Linked DNA regions of Homo sapiens: region 1 is linked to region 2. The links are chromatin contacts, found by Hi-C or POLR2A ChIA-PET in ENCODE. All regions are on one chromosome and are shown on one strand. The core of a region is the stretch at or near the end of the contact, and the rest is flanking DNA. Distances in the headings are between cores, read along the strand shown. Region 1 has its middle 37 kb from the start of LSM14A. Region 2 overlaps WDR88 (WD repeat domain 88).

What was found. Hi-C counts contacts between places; a loop is a spot of excess contacts on that map. ChIA-PET counts read pairs that join two places held with the same protein, here RNA polymerase II (POLR2A). Pooled maps may share reads with other maps.
Region 1: a loop to region 2 is called in a pooled map, with 2.3 times the contacts of the local background. The contact joins two enhancer-like sites. A Hi-C loop is called at or near these places in 1 of 168 maps with a recorded cell type or tissue (CD8-positive, alpha-beta T cell), 4 of 37 single-sample maps with no recorded cell type and 12 of 50 pooled maps. POLR2A ChIA-PET finds 5 or more read pairs at or near these places in 2 of 52 experiments (AG04450 and activated B cell).

Annotation. Positions count from the first base shown.
Region 1 is chr19:34,133,351-34,137,394 of GRCh38, forward strand. No RefSeq gene overlaps it. Among named protein-coding and RNA genes, the nearest start is that of LSM14A, 37 kb to the right of the region's middle. RefSeq lists a silencer at 1,009-1,418 and an enhancer at 1,402-1,937. Within about 2 kb of position 1,486, at least 38 of the 41 ENCODE cell types and tissues checked have a DNase peak (open chromatin) inside an H3K27ac peak, as active enhancers do; they include CD8-positive, alpha-beta T cell, where a contact is called at or near this core.
Region 2 is chr19:33,157,800-33,161,885 of GRCh38, forward strand. It overlaps WDR88 (WD repeat domain 88), which reads left to right. Exons shown (of 11, transcript NM_173479.4): 8 at 2,615-2,697. LOC124904691 (a long non-coding RNA gene) reads right to left here. Exons shown (of 2, transcript XR_007067228.1): 2 at 1,972-2,856. Among named protein-coding and RNA genes, the nearest start is that of TRT-AGT1-3, 17 kb to the right of the region's middle. RefSeq lists enhancers at 2,704-3,113, 3,457-3,626 and a cis regulatory region at 3,542. Within about 2 kb of position 2,837, at least 4 of the 41 ENCODE cell types and tissues checked have a DNase peak (open chromatin) inside an H3K27ac peak, as active enhancers do; they include CD8-positive, alpha-beta T cell, where a contact is called at or near this core.

The sequences.
Region 1 (4,044 bases), core at 236-2,735, 970 kb after region 2:
GACTTTTCATTTTGTTCTGTACTAAGAAAAATTCTTCTGCCTTGGGATCCTGTTGATCTATGACCTTACCCCCAACCCTGTGCTCTCTGAAACATGTGCTGTGTCCACTCAGGGTTAAATGGATTAAGGGCGGTGCAAGATGTACTTTGTTAAACAGATGCTTGAAGGCAGCATGCTCGTTAAGAGTCATCACCATTCCCTAATCTCAAGTACCCAGGGACACACACACTCTGCCTAGGAAAACCAGAGACCTTTGTTCACTTGTTTATCTGCTGACCTTCCCTCCACTATTGTCCTATGACCCTGCCAAATCCCCCTCTGCGAGAAACACCCAAGAATGATCAATAAAAATAAATAAATAAAAAATAAATAAATAAATAAAAAAGAATATATTTTATTGGCTGGGCACGGTGGCTCGCACCTGTAATCTCAGCACTTTGGGAGGCTGAAGCGGGCGGATCACCTGAGGTCAGGAGTTCGAGACCAGCCTGGCCAACATGATGAAACCCCATCTCTGCTAAAAATACAAAATTATCTGGGAGTGGTGGCGTGCGCCTGTAATCCCAGCTACTTGGGAGGCTGAGGCAGGAGAATCGCTTGAACACGGGAGGCGGAGGTTGAGCCGAGATCGCGCCACTGCACTCCAGCCTAGGCAACAAGAGTGAAACTCTGTCTAAAAATATATTTTTTTAAATTTGTTTTGTATCAAGAAAAAAATACGAAAACATAACTTTATTGTAGCAATCTAATGCAGGTGTCTTTTAAAACTATCTTTTATTTCCAGATGGGACTTGGGAATTTCTTTGTTTTATTTTTTAAATACATTATCTTTCACAAACTCGGGGAGGAACAACTGTTTTTTAACCAAAAACTCCTCACCCAGGAACAAGCAAACTGCCTGAGAGCTGCATCTATTTTGCAATAGTGCCCCTGAAGCGCGCACGACGCCGCAGGGTAGGCGTCCCGCTCCTGACTGGACTCGTGGCACGGTCCTAAATTTGCAGAGGGACCCAGGGAGGATCAACCCACTCGACACTGGCAATGTCCCCACCTTCCCTAGCTGCAAACTGAAACCAGCAGCCGAGCCTCCCGCTCTAGAGGCGCGGCGAGGGGCGTGGCCGCGGCTGGGGTGGGGCTAGGGGCCGGGTCGTGCCCCCCGAAACTGGGCCGTGCCCCCCGCCCACCTCACTGCGCCTGCGCCCGAGGGCGCGGGGCAGGCTGGGAAGTAGCGTTAAGGTGGTGGTTGGGTGCTTTGCGGGTCACTTGTTGCGCTGCCCGCACGTTTGTCGCGGCTCCTGGATGCCTCTTTGGCCGCCTCGCCTGTTCCGGCTCTCTTATCTGCCCAGTCTTCCCGGCCCCTGCCCCGGACCCTCCTGCGCGCCCCTCCGGCTGCCTGTGTGCGACCCCAGCAACCGGCCCGGGGTCTCGCCGGCGCCGTCAGGTCATCGTCCACCCGGCTTGTTCTCAGCTTACCGAGAACGCCCCAGCCCCTGCGCTCCTCCTGTCTTACTTGTGTTGAGTCATTTAATCCGCTTTGCAATTGAGACATTGAAACGGAGACGCTCAGGAACGTGCTTCAGGTCACAGATCCAAGATGAGTTAGGGCCTGGAATTGAGTCGGGCTGCCTGCCACCATTCCACCTTGCATGTCACACCTGGACGAATACCCTGTGCTTCACCTAAATTCGCCTAAATTTTCACTATTTCTTTTTATTTTCTTTTCTTTTTTTTTTTTTTTCTTGATACAAGGTCTTGGTAGCCCAGGCTGGAGTATATTGGCGTGACCAGAGCTAGCTCACTGGAGCTTTGAACTCCTGGGGCTCAAGTGATTCTCCCGCCTCAGACTCCCAAATAGCTGAGGCTACAGGCGCAGGCCACTACACCCGGCTAATTATGACATTTTTGTAGAGGGGGCGGTCTCACTATGTTGCACAGGCTGGTCTCCAACTCCTGGGCTCAAAAGATCTCCCACCTCGGCCTCCAAAAGTGCTGGGATTACCGGCGTGAGCCACCGCATCCGGCCTGTTCACTATTTCTTTTTTCTTGACTTTCTTCTTTTTTTTTTTTTTTCGGAGGCAGAGTCTCACTCTGTCGCCCAAGCTGTAATGCAGTGGCGCAATCTCGGCACACTGCAACCTCTGCCTCCCGGATTCGAGTGATCGCCTCAGCTGGGATTACAGGTGCCTGCCACCACGCCTGGCTAATTTTTGTACTTTTAATAGAAACAGAGTTTTGCCATAATGGCCAGACTGGGCTTGAACTCCCGACCTCAAGTGATTCACCCTCCTCGGCCTCCGTAAGTGCTGGGATTACAGGTGTGAGCCACTGCGCCTGGCCTGTACACTATTTCTTAATCCCTGCCAGGGCGGTGTTATCTTTGCAGCTGAGAGTTCTAAGTGACTTGACAAAGGACACTAGCGCAACTTTAATAGCAAAGCCTGGGCCATTTCCACCACCACATGTGTGGCCTGTGTTCTTTCCCACACCTTTTAAAATTTTAAACAGCCTTATTGAAGTGCTGGTGTAAAGCCTGTACATATTTAAAGCATACAGTTTGCCTTTTACATATGTGTGTATACATCCCTGAAACCACCACCACAATCAAGAGAATGAACATAAAAGTTTCCTTCTGCTCATTTATAATCCTTCCTCCCAGTCACAGCCTACCGTATCAGTCCCTCAGATAACAGTGAATCTGCTTTTGGTCACCGTGGATTAGTTTGCGTCCTGTAGAATTATATGTTAAGGAATCATATACTATCTGCTTTTTCTCAGGGTAGAGGACAGTTACTGAGGCCAAGGGGTCACTTCATGATGAGCATAGAGGCCAATACTATGGCATGAGATTTTGAGAAAAGGAAAGCTTTATTGCCAGTTGACCAGCAAGGAGACAGGAGGCCAGATCAAGTCTATCTCCCCATGCTGGCCTTAAGGCAGTACATTTATTAGGAAGGTTTAGGGGATGAGTTAGGGATCAACAGGTAGAAAGAAAGGGGAGGTCTGGAAAGTCCTTGGGCATGCACAGTTGTCTCTTGATGGGTTGCATGTGCAAATCCAGGATGCGAGAGTGAATATGGAACATGCTGCGGAAGTTCAGACTGTGATGTCAGCAGCCTCTTTCTGCACAGACTCCAGTTGGCCATGTTGGTTCCAACTGATTTCAGCCAGTTTCGTTCTCTTATAATTAAAGGGAGTTTCTGCAAAATGTTTCTTGTCTTATCTGCCATCATGTAAGCTCAAGAATTCCTGGCGGGGTGTGGTGGCTCACGCCTGTAATCCCAGCACTTTGGGAGGCCGAGGTGGCTGGATCACCTGAGGTCAGGAGTTCGAGACCAGCTGACCAACATGGTGAAATCCCGTCTCTACTAACACCACAAAAATTAGCTGGGCATAGTGGCAGACGCCTATAATCCCAGCTGCTCCGGAGGCTGAGGCAGGAGAATCGCTTGAACCCGGGACAAGGTTGCAGTGAGCTGAGATCACACCACCGCACTCCAGCCTGGGGGACAGAGCAAAATTTTATCTCAAAAAAAAAGAATTCCTGTTAGTCACCTGTTTAACCCTTTGGGGTACGATTTCACTTCTTAGCTCTGTGCTTGCAAAATAATTAGACATCCTGTTATCAAGAAAGTATGGCCAGATAAAACTGGTCTGGAAGTTACACAGTCAAGCTTAACTATTTTGAAATTCACCCATGTTGCTGAATAGATCAGTAGTTCATTTCTTGTCATTGCTGAGTAGAATTCCATTGTATTGATATACTGCAATTTTTTAAATCCATTCCTCCATTGTTCACTTTTCAGTTTCTGGCTATAACAAACAAAACTTCTATCAACATGGGTGTGCAAGTCTTTGTATGAATGTACCCTTTTATTTGGATTAATAGCAGTGAAATGGTTGTGTCAAACAGTGGGTGTATGTTCAACTTTTTAAGAAACTGCCAAACTTTTTCAGATGAGATCAGGTGTGTTTAGGGTGATATGGCCATAGACCCAAACTATTTTTCAAAGTGGTTGTTCCAGACCAGGCATGGTGGCTCATGCC
Region 2 (4,086 bases), core at 1,587-4,086:
TCCTGGAGAAAGAGACCTTCTGTCTGATGGTGCCAGAACAAGTCCCAGGGAAGACTCCCATTGGCTCAGCTTGGGACACATGTCCATCTCTTAATGAATCACTTAGGGGGCAACGAAAGCCTCTGATTGGCCAGGTCTGGGTGACTTGCCCACCTGCAGAGCTAGGGTTGGGGTCAGAACCCCCTGATGCAGAGGGACTAAGAGTAGGCAAGGAGTGTTTCCCCACAGGAAATTGGGAGCTGTTGCCAGATAAAGGGACATAGAGGTGAATGGGGGCAGTGACAGGAAGCCACCGCGGCTAGCCAGCTCCAGGGAGGGAAGTGGGTGCTCTTGACACTCAGGAGCCAAACATATGCTCCCCTATCCTGGTGAGAAGTGGGGCTTGCTCTGTGTGTCTGGGGGCCTCAGCTGGCACACATGCCACTGGGGCCTGGCTTGAGAAGCACTAGGGTGCTTCTGGGCAACTTTCCCTCTTCAGCAGCACCCCTTGTCTAAGTCCCACTGTGAGGCACCCTGCCAGCTTCTGTCCTTGGCTTTATGGGGTTCAGAATCACATGCAGTTGAGCCAAAATTGTGCCACTGCGCTCCTACACTCTAGCCTGGGTGACGGAGTGAGACTCTGTCTCAAAAAAAGAAAAAAAGAAAGAAAAAAAAAAGAATCACATGCAGTTAATCATTATTATTCCTGATTCTGTATTTGTGAAGTCACCTACTTGCTGATATTTATTTGTAAACCTAAAGTCAACATTCATGGCACTTTCAAGGTCACTCACAGATGTGAAGAGCAGCAAAAAATCTAAGTCACCTCCCAGCTGAGGTTGGACAAGGCAACACTCTGCCTTCTTGTTTCACCTCCCACGTGGTAAAATGTCCTTTTTGTGGTCTATTTAGTGCCACCATTTTTTTTTGTTGTTGTTTGTTTGTTTTGCTCCCTCTGTTGCCCAGGCTGGAGCGCAGTTGCGCGATCTTGGCTCACTGCAACCTCTGCCTCCTGGGTTCAAGCGATTCTCCTGCTTCAGCCTTCCAAGTAGCTTGGATTACAGGTGCGCACTACCATGCCTGGCTAATTTTTGTATTTTTGGTAGAGATGGGGTTTCGCCATGTTGTCCAGGCTGGTCTTGAACTCCTGTCCTCATGTGATCTGCCTGCCTCAGCCTCCCAAAGTGCTGGGATTACAGACGTGAGCCACCACACCTGGGCTTTCTTTTGCTTTTTGTTAGTGATTTTGCTGTGTAAAATGGCTCCCTTGGCCGTGTGTGGTGGCTCACAGCTTTAATTTCAGTGCTGGGGGGGTGCTGAGGCGGGAGTATTGCTTGAACCCAGGAGTTTGAGATCAGCCTGGGCAACATAGTGAGACCCCATCTCTACCAAAACAAAAAAAAAAAATTTAGCCAGGTGTGCTGGCACCTGCTTGTAGTCCCAGCTACTTGGTAACTGAAGTGGGAGGATTGCTTGAGACCAGGAGTTTGAAGCTGCTGTGAGCTGATTGCATCACTGCACTCTAGCCTGGGTGACAGAGCAAGACCTTATCTCTAAAAATAAATAAATAAATAAATAAATAAATAAATAAATAAATAAATAAATAACAAATAAAATGATCCCTAACCACAGTGCCGAAGTGCTGTTTGCCGTTCCTAAGCGCGAGAGTGCTATGATGGGGAAAATGCATGCATCCATTCAGGCATGAGTTACAGCTGTTGGTTGTGAGTTCAATGTAAACAAATCAACAGTATATATGCAATAAGGTGTCTTTAAACAGAAACACACATAAAACAAAGTTACGTACTGATCAACTGATGAGAATGTGACCAGAGCTCGCAGGAAACTGACCCTGTATTTCCCCTAGGAGCGATGGTTCAGTATTCACTAATTCAGTGTCTGCAAAAACTGCAGAGGCCCCCAACCTTTCTGGCGCCAGGGACAGGTTTCATGGAAGACAACTTTTCCACAAATGGGAGCTGTGGAGGATGGTTTCGGGATGACCCAAGTGTATTACATTTATTGTGCCCTTTATTTTTATTATTATTACATTGTAATATATAGTGAAATAATTATACAAGTCAGCATCATGTAGAATCAGTGGGAGCCCTGAGCTTGTTTTCCTGCAACTAGATGGTCCCATCTGGGGGTGATGGGAGACAGTGACAGATCATCAGGCATTAGATTCTCATAAAGAGTGCACAACCTAATCCCTCGCATCCGCAGTTCACAATAGGGTTCATGCTCCCGTGAGAATCGAATGCTGCAGCTGATCTGACAGGAGGCCGAGCTCAGGTGGTAATACGAGCGATGGGGAGTGGCTGTAAATACAGATGAAGCTTTGGCTTGCTTGCCTACCACTCACTGTCTGCTGGGTGGCCTGGTTCCCAACAGGCCATGGATTGGTACCAGTCTGTGGCCCAGGGACTGGGGACCCCTGTCATAGAACATGACTACTGTAAATGATAAGAATCAGCTGTAATTGGCTTGGGGTCGTGGAGCCACTCCAGGAAGGGGTTTCAGTGTTGTCAGAGTGAGATGAGGTGGTGCCTCGCCAAGGCATCTTCAGCTGGCTTTGGGCTCACTTGGCTTGGAAAGTTGACCCCCATCTCCACCCTTTCATTTTCTGTTGCAGGCTCTTTTCTCATTTCTGGAGGGTTTGATAGGACTGTGGCTATTTGGGATGTAGCAGAAGGCTACCGGAAGCTCTCTTTGAAGGTACATGTGGCCAGCATGAGATTGAGGATCTGAACTTCCCTCCCGAGTCCTTCCTGTGCTCAATGCTGGTTGCTGGGGACACAGCTGTGAGTGACACAGGCCTTGATGCCTCTGTGGGCTGATGAAGGACAGACAGGAAGCCAGCAAACACACCACCGACTGTGAGGAGTGAAATGGAGAAACCACAACAGGGTGACATGATGGGGACAGAGGCGGGGGACCCATCCACATTGCATGGGCAGAGCTTCCTGGAGAAGGAGGTGTTTGAGCTGAGAACAGAAAGGACTACATAAGTGGGGATCTTGAAGAAGAAGGGCAGTCCAGGCAGATGGAACAGCTGATGCAAAAACCCTGAGGTGGGAGTGTCTAAGAACAGCAGAAGTTACTGTGCAGGCCTGGGCACTGTGGCTCACTCCTGTAATCCCAGTACTTTGGGAGGCTGAGGTGGGCGGATCACCTGAGGTCAGGAGTTTGAGACCAGCCTGGCCAACATGGTGAAACCCCCGTCTCTACTAAAAATACAAAAATCAGCCGGGTGTGGTGGTGCAAACCTGTAGTCCCAGCTACTTGGGAGGCTGAGGTGGGAGGATCGCTTGAACCCGGGAGGCGGAGGTTGCACTGGGCCAAGATTGTGCCACTGCACTCCAGCCTGGGCGATAGACTGAGATTCTGTCTCTAACAAAACAAAACAAAACAAAAAACAGAAATTACCTTGAAGAGAGACGCATGCCCTAGTGAGGCATGCACAGAAAGCTTGGGGTTCCAAAATGGGGATGTCAACTGAATGCTCTGGGCTACAAGTGAGAGGATGAGAGGAGCCCCAACTCAGAGTGGCTCTATGATACGGGGATGTGTTATCCAACACAGCAAGAACCCACAATTGCCTCATGCTGTGCCCCTGTTCCCCCAAGGGGCCCCACACCCCAGGATTTCTGCATACTCCCTGGTTTCACGATCTCACTGTCACCTTTGGCTGTGAATGCGTGCATCCCTGATTCTTGGTCTTTCTGTTCCCAGGGACACAAAGTAGACATGTGTCCTTGAGCAGCCCATATTCAGGTCCCTGGGGCTGGTCTATCTGAGCTGTCTTCTCCTAGGACTTGGGGAGACAAAGCGAGTTTCCTCACAGCAAATAAACGGATTAAAATGGAATGTTAAACCTCTCTGTGCTTAAAGTCCCTCTGTCATCTAGGCACAGTGGCTCATGCCTGTAATCCCAGCACTTTGGGAGGCTGAGGCTGGAGGATCATTGGAGGTCAGGAGTTCGAGACCAGCCTGGCCAACATAGTGAAACACCATCTCTACTAAAAATACAAAAATTAGCCAGGTGTGGTCATGCCCACCTGTAGTCCCAGCTACTTGGGAGGCTGAGGCATAAGAATCTCTAGA